2 separate regions of the Homo sapiens genome follow, and region 1 is linked to region 2. Evidence: chromatin contacts called from ENCODE Hi-C data. All regions are on one chromosome and are shown on one strand. Each heading gives the region's core, a stretch centred on a gene start or an enhancer-like site at or near the end of the contact. The rest is flanking DNA. Distances are from core to core; before and after follow the strand shown. Region 1 holds the start of SLC12A7 (solute carrier family 12 member 7). Region 2 holds the start of CEP72 (centrosomal protein 72).

The links. Hi-C counts contacts between places; a loop is a spot of excess contacts on that map. Pooled maps may share reads with other maps.
Region 1: a loop to region 2 is called in a map of CD8-positive, alpha-beta T cell, with 4 times the contacts of the local background. The contact joins the promoter of SLC12A7 here to the promoter of CEP72 in region 2. A Hi-C loop is called at or near these places in 3 of 168 maps with a recorded cell type or tissue (CD8-positive, alpha-beta T cell and naive thymus-derived CD4-positive, alpha-beta T cell) and 9 of 50 pooled maps.

What each region holds. Positions count from the first base shown.
Region 1 is chr5:1,110,808-1,117,286 of GRCh38, reverse strand. SLC12A7 (solute carrier family 12 member 7) reads left to right here and starts at 5,224. Exons shown (of 24, transcript NM_006598.3): 1 at 5,224-5,419. The coding sequence starts at 5,296.
Region 2 is chr5:607,695-614,577 of GRCh38, reverse strand. It overlaps CEP72 (centrosomal protein 72), which reads right to left and starts at 2,238. Exons shown (of 12, transcript NM_018140.4): 1 at 2,135-2,238. The coding sequence starts at 2,216. It overlaps CEP72-DT (CEP72 divergent transcript), which reads left to right and starts at 2,368. Exons shown (of 3, transcript NR_103444.1): 1 at 2,368-2,426; 2 at 2,825-3,131. RefSeq lists enhancers at 1,455-2,384, 2,385-3,315.

The DNA.
Region 1 (6,479 bases), core at 3,975-6,474, 500 kb before region 2:
TAGTTGCTTCGTTGCTCCATCTCGGGCTGGTAGGAACCCCTTCCCTGGCTGCCTCCCCAGCGAAGGCTGCACCCCCACCCCCGCAGGCCAGGCCCAGCTCACCCCAGCCTGCTCAGTGGCCCCTCGCAGTACGCTCCCCACCAGCCCCCCAGCCCATCCCCACGGCTCTGGGGTTTGAGCAGGACCCTCCGCGGCTCTGAGACAGAGCCAGCAAATCCCTGATCTCATGGTGTTGCTGGGGTCGGGGGCGGCATCCATGAGGGTTGGCCTCGTCTTCCAAACCCAGCTCTTTATGACGTCTGAGAGAGGATTGGCCACATCGTGTCCTGGGCTCTGCTTCCATTTCTGAAGGGCTGCGTGTCTGCCAGGTTGGGAGGTTTTGAGCCCATCTGGACCCTGGCATGGCCTTTCCCCCTGAGCCGACAGCAAACATTTGCCCAAGCTTCACGGGAAAGAAGTCACCTGTGGAGCAGGAACGAGAGCTGGCGGGGGGTGGGTGGGCTTCTGGGCAGCTTGGACTTCAGAGGAGATGCGAACCTTCCCTGTGTCTGCAACTCACGGGCGTCCGTGTGAGATTCTGAGTAACATTATGTGAGTTACACTTTGAGAGAAGGAAAGCCACACACGTGGTCTAAAAATCCTGGAGCCTCCTGAGTGAGGGGAAGAGTGTGTCGGACTCATCCACGGAATCTTCCAGAGGGAACTTGAGCGAAGACTCAGTGTCCGTGAATTACAGGACTGAGAGCTTTGTCGCTCAAGCTTGACCTTCTGTTGGCGTCACTTACAGTCTCAGACACAGATGGTCTGAGACGAGCTCTGTGGGAGGGGAGGCCCCTTCTATTCCCAGATTCAGCTCCATGGGATGTACCCCTGCCCAGCAGGCACAGGACCCGGGGGAGGCTCAGAACCCCACGTACCTGGCCACTGTGCAGACAGGCTCCCCAGCGCCAGGCCAGGCCCACCATCCACCAGGCCCAGAGGCCCCGCCCTGGGCAAGCCAGGGATCGGGGCGGGGGGCAGCTTGCGGTGCCTGCCTGGGAAGAGCCTGGCATTGTTTGCAGAACCCTTGGGACAGGGCTGCTTCTTCAGGGGAGATGCAGCCATGGGCCTGGGGCTGTGGCTGGGGTCTTCTGTCATCCCTGCCTACCACAGCTCCCTTCGAGCCCCCACAGGTGGTGGCGGATGTGGGGCTTTAGGGCCACCCTGGCCATGGGCAGAATTCTCGGCCCTGGTGGGACTCCTGGGCAGGGAGAGTGTGGGTCCCACAGGTGGCCGGAGACTCTGCTTCCTCCACTGATGTCCACATACCCCACCCTGCCAGGAGAGGCTCACCACGCTTAAAAAAAAAAAGGTTTGTTTTTTAAAAATCACTTTAGCCTTGGGTAACTGGGGCCTCCCTTCCCTCTCCTCCCTTCCCACCTCTTTCCTTTCCCTCCCCCTTCCCCCGATTCTCCTTCCTCCCCTCTCTCTTCTGCTCTGCCCTATTCGCTCTCTCCCCCACTCACCATGGGTGCTGGGCCAACAGGCAAGAACCTGGGTGGGTGCCCGGCCCTGCCAGGCAGAAGGCGGGTGGCTTTCTGGTGAGAAGGAGTGTGGGGCCTCCAGGGCCGGCCTCCTCCAGGTGTCCCCTTCCCTGGACACGGAGCTCTCCACGGACACTCTGCCTGCCAGCCCCACCTGCATCCTTCAGCCCTGGAGGTGCGCCCTGCCTGATACCCGACAGCAGGTTCCCAGCCCAGAAGGATGCAGATGGCGCACCAGGAGATGAGCCCCCCACCCTAACAGGAAAGCAGAAGTGGACTGGGGGGACCCGCGGACCTGGGGAGAAGCTCCGTGGGCAGAGGCACACAGATACCTGGAGGCAGCCTGCGTCTGGTGAGAGCCCTCCCAGGCCACAGCCCTGATTCCAAGCCGTGGGCACGAGCGGCCTCCTGGCTTGGAAGCTGGCATTGGGTGTCCGTCCTAATCCATTAGAAACTCCACCCCAGGGTGGCAGGCAGCAGGGACTGTTTCGAGAATCTACACACAGAATGTAACCACCATCGGCTACACTTTCGCACTAAATCCCAGGGTTCCCCTGGCTGTGCCCTGCACACGGCCAAGAGGCCATCGCAGATGACCAGGCTCACATCATAAGGATGCGAGATTGCATTTGAAGAGGCCCCCTGGGCAAAGCTGGACACCGATGCTTGGAAAGGGCACTAATGGTGATCGACTGAGACCCACCAATGTGTTTCATCAGCGATGTACAAATATACTTGGGAGATTGTCGGGAACCAATTCACCGTTGTGGAAACTGACAAATGAGGGAGAGGCACCCTTGCCCTGCCTTTCCTGTGGGCACCATTATCCAGATGGCCAGACGGACAAGATGAGCCTCTCCCTCCAGTGAATTCATGACGAAGCCACCACGCACTGGAAAATCACCATTTTGCTCCATGAATCTGTCGATTCAGACATCAAGCACCAACGACTGCGGACGGAGGAGCTACCACCAGACAGTGCGTGGCTCCCTCTGCGAGCCCCCGGCCTTGCCAGGGGACTGGACCCGGATCCCAGCAGTCCCCTGGCTCCAGGTGCCCACTTCCAGGAGACGCAGAGGCCTGCACCGAAAGATGCAGCTCCAACCCAGGCCTCGGGTACCTCCACGTGTCCGAGGGCCACTTCCTACAACAGGTGCCGGGTACAGAAAAGGACAGAGGGATGGAGGTGGGTAGGAAGAGAGCACTGAAAGTCACACAACGCACATTTAACCCCAGGCTGCCGTGTGGGAGGATATACGTGGACACGGAAACCCACAGAGCGAAGGGAGGGGCCACCAGACCCCTAGGGATGGGCTACTGATGGGATGGGAGGGGCCTGCAGCGGCTTCTGGGCTCCGGCAAGGGTCTCTGTCTTGACCCGCAGGTGCTTACAGGGTGCTGATCCCTGTCGTGACTCACCTGATTAGAATGCAAAAGGCAGCAGACCTCACCCCCCACCCGAGGTCTCCCACAAGTAAGATCTAAGATTTAAACAAGAGAAGCCACCTGCCTTCTGCCTGGCAGGGCTGGGCACCCACCCAGGTGCTTCAGCCATGGCCCCTGGTCCTAGTCAAGATTTTGTAATCACAGAGAAGACCACCCTCGGAGCTGCCACAGGACCCTAAACTCCTGGGCCTCAGTTTCCTCCTCTGTAAAATGAAGCTGATGAGTCCTGAGTCCGGGAGCTGGCCCTGGCCACAGACCCTCCAAACCAGCTCCTCTGAAGGTCCACAGCCAGCACATGGCGGGCAGCCGGCCCTGGGGTCCTGGGGTGTGAAGCAGAGCTTGGATGTGCGACGGGAGCCCTGCACATCTGTTGCTCCTGCTGGCATCACTTGGGAAGGCCTCGTGCCCACCCTGAGCTCTGTCCAACCCTCGGGAATAGCGCTGGGTGGCAACCAGGGTTGAATGTACAGAAGCCCCTGCTGGGGTGACTGAGGAGAGGGTTTACCCAGCACCCTAAGTGTGAACCCTATAATTGACCCCATTGGGCACTTCTGTTCCCACCCCCTGGATCTTTTTAGCAAAGCCAGCCCTCCTCATAAGGATGCCTGGGAACTATTTTATCTTCTGGGGAGGTGATGGTTTCCTACCTTCCAACCCACTGACCCAGGGAGGCAGCTGACCTAGCACCATCCACAGCCCTGAGCTCCCTTTGGTGGGAGGTGGGGTGAGAGTGTGGAGCAGGCACAGCTCCAGACACCCAGGCCAGAGGAACCCCCACCTCTGCAAGGGCTGGTGCTGGATGGGCGACGTTCCAGGAGGGTCCCAGGCCTACAGCTTCTGCCCAGAAGAGTCCATGGGGCAAAGGGGTAGAACCCTAGGCCACCCCAGGGCATGACTGGCTTTACTGGAAATGGCTGGAGAGGTTGGGCTTGCGTTCCTTGAACCCACAGAGCCCGGTGATCCCACAGCCCGGAGGCCATCACTCCCCTCCAGCTGCCTTTTAGGATTAGACAGGCAAGCGGCTAAAACATGGCCAGGCCATACCCATTTTCCACGTGACAAGAGGCTGTGGCCGTGTTTGCCCACACCACCTGTGTTTCTGCTTTGTTGTCGTACAGCAGTTGTGGGTGATTAGGAATAAAGGCTGACTCATTGCACCTGTGTGCCATAGCATTTTAGCCCAATTCCCCATTGACGGACATCTGATTGTTCCGTTTTTCATGAGTCATTTGTTGAGAAATGTGCCAGGTGCTGGCCGGTGGTATCCTGGTGTCTGCCTGGTGGGTTCTGGAACTCCACCTTCCCTGCATCACCCTGTGAGCTTCTGGAACATTTCCCAAGGAGGGAAGGGAGGGTTCTAGGGCAGGGGCCGCGGGGCACTCCTGGGGCAGGTGTGGAGGAGACTGGGGTCTTCGTGGGTGGTATTTGTCATGGGTGGGGGGGGGGACTCCCTCTACTGGGTTAGGTCCCTAAACTGGAGCTGGACCAAGCTCCGGAGTACCCCACCCCCAGGCTATCCAAGGCTCCTTCCACTGGAGTTGCCTTTGCAGCCAGGTTGGGCTAGCCAGGAGCCAGGCTAGGAGCCCAGGGTCTGAGCGGGTGTTGACAGCCTGGAGTGGGTGGGCGGACTGTGTGGGAGGTGGGTGCTGGAGGATGGCAGGGGGGAACAGGAGGGGGAAGAAGGAGGGGTAGGGGGCTGGAGCAGGAAATGGGGGGCAAACAGGAGGGGGTGCGGGAGGGGGCGCAGAAGGAGGAGGGGCCCAGCAGGAGGGGGTGCAGAAAGGGCAGGGGTTCCAGCAGGAGGGGGTTCATAGGGGCAGGGGGGCCCAGCAGGAGGGGGTGCAGGAAGGGTGGGGGGGTGCAGGAGGGGTGAGGGGTTCCAGCAGAAGGGCGTGCAGGAGGGGCAGGGGGCTGGAGCAGGAGTGGGGGGTCGGGGAAGGGGACAAGAGGGGAGGCGGGGAGGGGGCCGGGGAGGGCGGGGAGGGCGGGGAGTTCCAGCAGGAGGGGCAGGGGGCTGGAGCAGGAGGGGGTGCAGGAGACTGAGCGGGGATTCGCGGGCTCTGCGATGGTCGGGAGCGCAGGCAGCGAAAGCCCCGCGTCCCGGGTCGCGGCGGTCAGACAGACGCAGCCTGGGTTGGGGTCCCTGCAGGAAGTCGCCGCGGGCCAACTTTTCGTGGGGCCGCGGGGCAAGCAGGTGAAGTCACGTGGCCCGGGCGGGGCGGGGCGGCTCGGTCGGACCCCGCCCCTGCCTCCAAGTCCCGTGGCGTCGGCGGGAGCGGCGCAGCGCGGGCCGGGCCGGGACGGGGACTGTCGGCTGCAGGCGGCCATGCCCACCAACTTCACCGTGGTGCCCGTGGAGGCTCACGCCGACGGCGGCGGGGACGAGACTGCCGAGCGGACGGAGGCTCCGGGCACCCCCGAGGGCCCCGAGCCCGAGCGCCCCAGCCCGGGTGAGCGCGGCCGCACCTGGCCGGACAAAGGCCGAGCGCCCCGAGCGCGGGTCTGGGCCCGGCATCCGGGAGCGGAGGCGGGCGGCGGGGCCGGGGGTACAGGAGGCGCCCCTTCCCGCGCCCCCACCGCCTGTTCTCGGTCCCCCACGAGGGCCCCCACCCCACGTTAGTGGCAGCGCTAGGGGGCGAGGGGCCCTGCCAGGGCTCCCGGTACGGTCAGCTCGGGTGGGACCGGGGGCAGAGGTGTGGACGCCGCTGCTGGTAGCCATGGAAACGGGGAGGGGCTGGAGCGCGCCTCCGGAGGGAGCCCGGGCCCCTGGGTGGTCCCTAGTGGGACAGGGGTGGCGGTGGAGACCCGGGCGGTTCGGGAGCCGGGGCGTCCTGCGTCCCCCGCGCTCTCCCTTCCCCTGCGCCGCGGCCGTCCGGTAACACTAGCCCGGGCCGGCCCGTCCTGCCCCCGCCTGACCCTGGAGGAGCCGCCCACCCCCCAGAGGCGGAACAGGAAGGACTGCGCCCTGGCTGGGGAGGGGGCAGCCACCGGGGCCTTGCTCAGGCCGCGTCCTCCGTGTTCCCGTCCCCCGTTCCGGGAATCTGGAGGTTTCTAGCACTTTCACTTTCTCTAGGGGGTGGGGACGGGGCTGGGGAGAGAATCCCCCAGCCCTGTTCCCTCCATCCTGGCTCCAAATCCCAGTTACTCCCCGGATCTCAGCCCCCTCTAGAAACCGGAGGCTCTTAGGCCCTTCCATCCGGAGTCTCTGAGAAGGTGTCCGGACTCAGTCCAGCCCCCACCCCGCGTGCTGGCAGTGCCCGCATGTGCCCGGGTCTCATGCAGTGGGTGGCAGCCTCCCTGCTCCCTGGCAGTGGAAGGAAGGTGAGGTCTGTCCAGGGACAAGTCCGGTGCCAGACCCCAGATCCTTCCTAACCCACCATCCCGGGCAGGAAAGGCCAGACATCCCCTCCAGGCAGTTTAGGAACCCGGAGACACGGGTGGGGACCCACCGTGAAGGCAGTGGCCTGGTGGCCTGGGGTGCGTCATCAGGGTCCCCGTGGCGGGCGAAGA
Region 2 (6,883 bases), core at 989-3,488:
ACTCGGGAGGCTGAGGCAGGAGAATGGCATGAACCCAGGAGGCAGAGCTTTCAATGAGCCAAGATTGCGTCACTGCACTCCAGCCTGGGTGACAGAGCGAGACTCCACCTCAAAAAAAAAAAAAAAAAAAAAATTCACAGGTCAAACAGGAAGTATCGAGGGAAATTCTTAAAATACGCTGAACTGGATGAAAATTAAAATACAACATAACAAAATTTGTGGATACAGCTAAAGCAGTGCTTACAGGGAAACTTGTGGCACTGTTTATAATAGAAAATAGGAAAGTCTCAAATCAATAATCTACAGTTTTGCCTCAAGGATTTAGAAAAGTATAAAATAAATGCAAAGCAAGCAGAAAGAAGGAAATAAAAAAAAGCAGAAATCAATGAAATTTGAAACTAGAAAAACACTGGAGAAAAATCAAACCCAAAGTCGGTTCTTTGAAACTATCAATAACATTCACAAGCCTCTAGCAAGACTAAAAAAGAAAGAATACACAGATTATCAACATCAGGAACAGAAAAGGGATATCCCTGTAAACCTTGTAGCACTAATCAGGGAAGAAGGGAGGACTCGGCATGTCCCGAGGTCAGCTGCCCTCTCACCTGCTTCCTCAGAGCCCTGTGGTGCCTACTGCCTCAGGATCACTTGGATTTTGTCACGAGGTTACAGTTCCCCTTAACCACTCTACAGATAATAACCTGGACATTATAAACCGTTAAGTTTTCCATTTGAGATATTCTTTCAGGACCTGGGGACTGATGCCAGCTGGTCTAAAGGGCCCCGCAAGCGGATTCACCAAAGAATGCAGTTTCCACACCCTGATAATTCCATGGCCCTTACCTCCACCAACTGACAACACCAATCTTCCAGCTCCTCACAGTCCTGTTCCTCTAAAACCCCCAGCTCAGGCTGGGTGTAGGTGGCTCATGCCTGTAATCCCAGCACTTTGGGAGGCCAAGGCAGGTGGATCACCTGAGATCAGGAGTTCAAGACCAGCCTGGCCAACATGGTGAAACCCCGTCTCTACTAAAAATATAAAAAATTAGCCGGGCATGGTGGCGCGTGCTTGTAATCCCAGCTACTCAGGAGGCTGAGTGAATCACTTGAACCTGGGAGGTGGAGGTTGCAGTGAGCTGAGATTGTGCCACTGCACTCCAACCTGGACGACAGAGTGAGACTCCGTCTAAAAAAAAAAAACCGCTCAGATCTCCTTGGGGAGATGGATTGAGGCCTCCTTCCACCTCCCTGCTGGGCCCCTGCCAGCCTTAAACTCTTTCTCTGCTGCAAACCCCACTGTCTCAGTGTATTGGCCTGTGGCCCCCACAGCACCTGACTGAACCTGTTGGTCCAGTAACACCTGCAGACCACACACAGACATTAACAGGCTAACAACAGAACACCAGAAACAACTCAACACACACACTCCACAAGTTAGCTCAAATAAGCCAATGCCACAAAACCCCACACAGCCAAGACTCGCGGTGAACTAATATGAACGGTTCTCTAACAACCAGAGATACAGAATTTGTCATTTAAAAGCTTCAAAAACAGAAATTGACATGTCCATATGGTTTCACTGGAAAATTCCAGGAAACATTCAAACAATGAGCACACACTCTACAGAACCTCTTCTAAATATAAGAGAAGGCAACACTTCTCAGCAGTTTATGAGCTCGGCTTCACCTTGACGCCAAAACCAGACAAAAATAAGCCAAAAAGAAGGAAACCGGCCACCAACATCCTCAAGAAGGCCGAGCGCAACAATCACCACAGAGTGGGCCCAGGAGAACCAGGGAGGTGATCCCCAGCGGGAGGGCGGGCTGCGCTCCTGGACAGCAAGGCCGGCTCCCTCTTCTCAGCGGATGTAACCCCCAGTCACGGAACCAGTGACCCGATAGACAGGCAGGGGCCGGGACGCCGGGACCCGAACGCGGGCAGGGGCCGCACCTGGGCACGGGGGGTGGGTCGCTCACCTGGACACGCGCGCCCCGCTCGCCCGCGACCGTTCCGGACGCCCGCGGCGCCTGCGTAGACGGGTCCCGCCTGCCCACGGTCCGCCGCCGCCCCGGGAAGCTCGGCACCCACCCCCCCGCCACCTCACGCTTGCACCCCCGCCCGCCCTCCGGCGCACCCAGGTCGCGGTGAGGCCCTAAGCCGCTCTTCGCCCGAACCGCCTCCTCGCTCAGCACCAGCCGAGGGCCAGCCCGCGCCATGTTTCAAACGGAGCCCTCGGACGGCGCCTGCGCGGCGGGCGGGGCGAGGCTACGAGAGGGGCGGGACCTGCGTCGGCAGAACCGAGAGCCTGGCGGGACGGGGCGGGGCCTGCGCGGCGGGGCGAGGGGCGTGGCTGGGGGAGGGGGCGGGACTGCGTGGGCGGAACCAAGAGCCTGGCGGGGGGTTCTCCTGAATGGCGGTTCTCCCAGGTACTGGCCACGCGACCCCAGCCCCCGCCCCAGATAGCTCCCTGTCAAGGCTTCCCTGGGCGCGGCCGCCTTCTAGGCCCCGGCCCTTGACACACGCGGTGTCCTCCCGGGGAAACCCCGAGTAGGCGCGGTGGAATCGCGGCTGGTGGTGGGCATGGGGACCCTGCCCCATCCACACTCCGCTCCCACCCTGAACCCAGCGCCCCCGGGGACCCCCGACTCACCTAGACTCCCCACCCAACCCGACCCCCCCGCGGGGACCCCTCCAGACACCCCAGCACCCGCCCGGAGCCTTGTCTGCTGCACCTCCCGTCCAGCCCCGGGCCTCCCAGAGGTGGGCGGGAGCTGAGCTTCTCCCCAGCCAGTCACTCCCCACGGCCGGTCCTTCTCCACCCCAGAACCTCCAGAGATGTCACAGGCCCAGCACTGTGGCTCGTGGCTGACCGCGCCCTGGAGGGTCTCGCTGTGTTTATCCTTGTGAGGTCCTTCTACAGAGCTTTCAAGGAAGACAGAGTTCAGCCTGTTTATTGGGAAGACTTTAATCCTGCTCAAGACATCTACTGTGTCACCGTACCACTGTGGCCCAGCGCCTGGTGGAGTGAATCCAGACCCCCAGGGGTGTCCCCTCCCCGCCTTTCTCCTGGTGTCTAGGGGCACCCAGAAACCCTCACCCCAGATTAGACCAGCTCGTTGGCAACATCCCTGGTATGTCACAGCCTGGGGGGTGATAGACAAGGCAGGGTAGTGGTGGGGGGTACGTATGGTGGTAGTAGACGAGGGTATACACAGACAGAGGGTGTACATGGGGAATGTGTGCAGGGGCTGTGTGCAGGGAGTGTGTGTGGATGGTGTAGGGGAGTGTGTAGGGGAGTGTGTAGGGGGTGTGTGCAGAGGTTGTACACGGGGTGTGCAGGAGGTGTACTCAGAATGTGTTCAGGGAGTGTGTGCAGAAGGTGTACATGGGGTGTATGCAGGAGGAGTGTGCAGAGGGTGTACATGTAGGGGGTGTGTGCAGACAGTATACAGAAGGGGTGTGTGCAGAGGATGCACACAGGGTCTCTGCAGGGAGTATGTGCAGTGCTGTACATAAGGAGTATGCAGGGGGTATATACAGGGTGTATGTGCAAGGGGTGTGTGCAACAGTGTGTGCAGGAGGTGTGTGCAGGGTCTATGTGTGGGGGTGTGTGCAACAGTGTGTGCAGGAGGTGTGTGCAGGAGGTGTGTGCAGGAGCTATGTGTGGGGGTGTGTGCAACAGTATGTGCAGAGGTGTGTGTAGGGGCTATGTGTGGGGGTGTGTGCAACAGTGTGTGCAGGAGGTGTGTGCAGGAGGTGTGTGCAACAGTGTGCAGGGGGTGTACACAAGGTGTGTGCAGGAGGTGTGTGTAGATGTGTGTGCAGGAGGTATACACAGGGTTTGTGCAGAGGATGTGTGTGGGAGGTGTGTGCAGGGGATCTGTGCAGGGAGTGTACACAGGCTGTGTGCAGAGGCTATGTGCAGGGGGTGTGTGCAACAGTGTGCAGGGAGTGTACACAAGGTGTGTGCAGGAGGTGTGTGCAGAGGTGTGTGCAGGAGGTATACATGGTGTGTGAAGGTATGTGTAGAGGTGTGTGCAGGGGGTATACACAGGGTTTGTGCAGAGGATGTGTGAGGGAGTTGTGTGCAGGGGATCTGTGCAGGGAGTGTACACAGGCTGTGTGCAGGGGGTATGTGCAACAGTGTGCAGGGGGGGTGTGTGCAGAGGTGTGTGCAGGGGGTGTACACAGAGGGTGGTGGCAGGCGGTGGATGCAAGGCTGCATCTGTTCAGCCCAAGACGTTCCATTGGTCCAGTGGTGTTAGAGCACATTTGGTCAGGTTGCCTTCATGGGATATTTGACAAGCTGCAAACCCGAGGGCATGCTGGTGCCCGAGGGCGCCTCCGTGCTGACCTCAGCATGTGCAGCAAGAGCCAGGGCACAGGGGCGGCCTGGCCCATTTCAGGCAGGTGCTCTGTGGGAGGGTGGCTGTCTCCACTGACAACCCAGGGAGGTCAGCAAGGAGGAGCCCTGAGGTGGACTCGAAAGCTGTGGGAGCTGATGGCCCTCCTGGTCTCTGCCACAGCCCTTAGGCTGTGGGACACACAGCGTCACATTTGATCACTGTTCATGGGGCCTGCCGAACACTCAGCATTCCTGAGTGCAGATCGTCACGTAACTTTCCAAAAATTGCAAACCCAGATATGGCTCCATGACCCCTCCTGCAAGACTGTGAAGGAGTTCAGGGCACAGCTGAGCCCTCACACCCCCAGCCCCATCACTGCCCCTGATATGCACTGAGTGGAATTCTGTCCCGCCAGGAGACAAACAGTGGACAGCATCCTGGCTCTTCAGAAGCACATGACGATGGCAAACTGAAGGCCTCATGGGCCCTCACCCAACAGCAGTGGCTTTTCAGGGCATAACACAGGCCCCAAACACTGAGCCTCTTCCTCCTGGGCAGGTACCCAGCTGGCCAGACAGGGCAGGGTAGGGGCGAGTGGGACCTCAGTGGGCAGCCGGTCCAGGACAGAACCACACGGGGATGTGATGGAAGTACCAATGGGAACTTTGAAAACAATGCCTCTGCTCACCAAAGTATCCCAGCTTCACTGTAGAAAATATAGACACTACAGAAGGGCACCGAGATTCGATATGCCGCCCTGCTGAGATAACCCACACTAACATGCCCACATGTATCCTGCAGGTGTTTTTCAAGCCTGTGCGTATTGACAGTCATGAGGCTATGCTAAGCATTGCCGGATGCATCTGCCACTAAGTAGTCTTTAACGTTGTTTATTAAACACTTTTAATGGTCACGTTAGATCATAAACCAAACCCAACTTTATTATCCTGTCTTCTGCTGCTGAAAGTTGTGTCTGTCTCCACTTCCTCACGGTGCTCACTCTGGTTGGCCAAATCATGAAGATCCATGGAGGCGCGGGAGCCTTCCGGCCTGGAATGGGGCAGCAAAAGCACAGAGCCGCAGAGAAGCCGGGAAAGCAAAGGCAGGGGCTGCTGGGCTGGGCCCCATCAGCCCCATGGCAGCGGCACCCGCACAGGCCTGGGGTCCCCAGCAGCAGGGATGCTGTCTGTGGGCCCAGGGCTCCTCCACAGCTTTGGGGGCTTCCTGCCAGAGGAGGGGGGTGGTTCTCCTGGGAGGGGCCCCAAGACAGGAGTCCCCAGACCTGGGCACGCCTCACCTCGGGTAGGGCCCCAACGCTTCAGCGGGTCTCACTGGCATCCCTAAACCTAGACCACAGGAGAGTGTGCTGTGCCATCATCACGATGACCCCTCCCCATCCCAGCGCACGCTCCCACGACGCACCGTGCTCACAGTGACCCCTCCCCATCCCAGCGCACGCTCCCACAATGTGCCGGGATCACAGTGACCCCATGGGCTACCTGCCGCTCCCAAGGACTAATGGAGGCCTCTGTCCCCAGGTTCTATCCCGGGTTCCTCACAGGGCACCAGCCCTCAGGCCCAGTTAAATTCCGGAGCGGCTCTTTAAGCCCACAGGCCCAGGCCGCTATGGTAGGACCCAGGTGGGAGAGGCTCTCCGTGTGCTGTCTCCCTGACAGGTGCCCCATCCATAGCTTTCTAGAACATCCCAGGGAGGCTCCCAGGCCCCGAGCCTCAATCCTCAAGCCTGTGGGTCCCAGACTGCAGGCTCAGTGAGCCCTACAGAGACCAGGCCAGCGGAAGGAAACAGGGAGACCCACATGGTCAGAGAAGAGGGCTGGAGGTTCAGCCTGAGGGGCCTCTGGGCTTTCTCTAAACAGAGCGGGGGTGGGAGGAGGCTGTGATGTACAGTGAGGGGACTTGAGAGGGAAATGGGGGCCTCCACCCACCCCAGGGACGAGCGCTCACCCCAGGCCCACCTGGCTCGCAGCATCCAAGCCAGGGCTACGCAGAGCAGCTGCTCCCAAACCCAGCTCCCTCTGGGTGCCTGAGCCAGGCTCAGAGATGCATCCTGCATCGTTCTTTCTCCATCCTGTGTCAACAAGACAACACAGGCAACCAGCGTGGCCATGCTGGAAATCCACAGCCTAGCGGAGCGGCCTCGCCTGCATTCATGTGGCCAGTGGAATTCGCGGCACACACATTCGCACTGTCACGCTCAGTTCACGTGTGCACACGCTCACAGCCACAGCACACTCACAGTTCACACACCTCACACGCATACATACACAGGTGTACGTGCACATGCACACTCACGTACACACCCACCCACACACAGTCTCACACCCAGGTTCACACCCACACATGGACCTCAATCCACCGGTACCTGCCACACACCCACACGCGGACCTCCATCCCACTCCAAGGCCTTTCCCCACATCCCCGGGCGGCAGGAGCCCAGCGGTCAGTGCAGAGGCATGGACGAGGGCCAGGGAGGCAGGTGGCACGAGCCACCTGCTCTCCACATCCTTCTCGAGAGG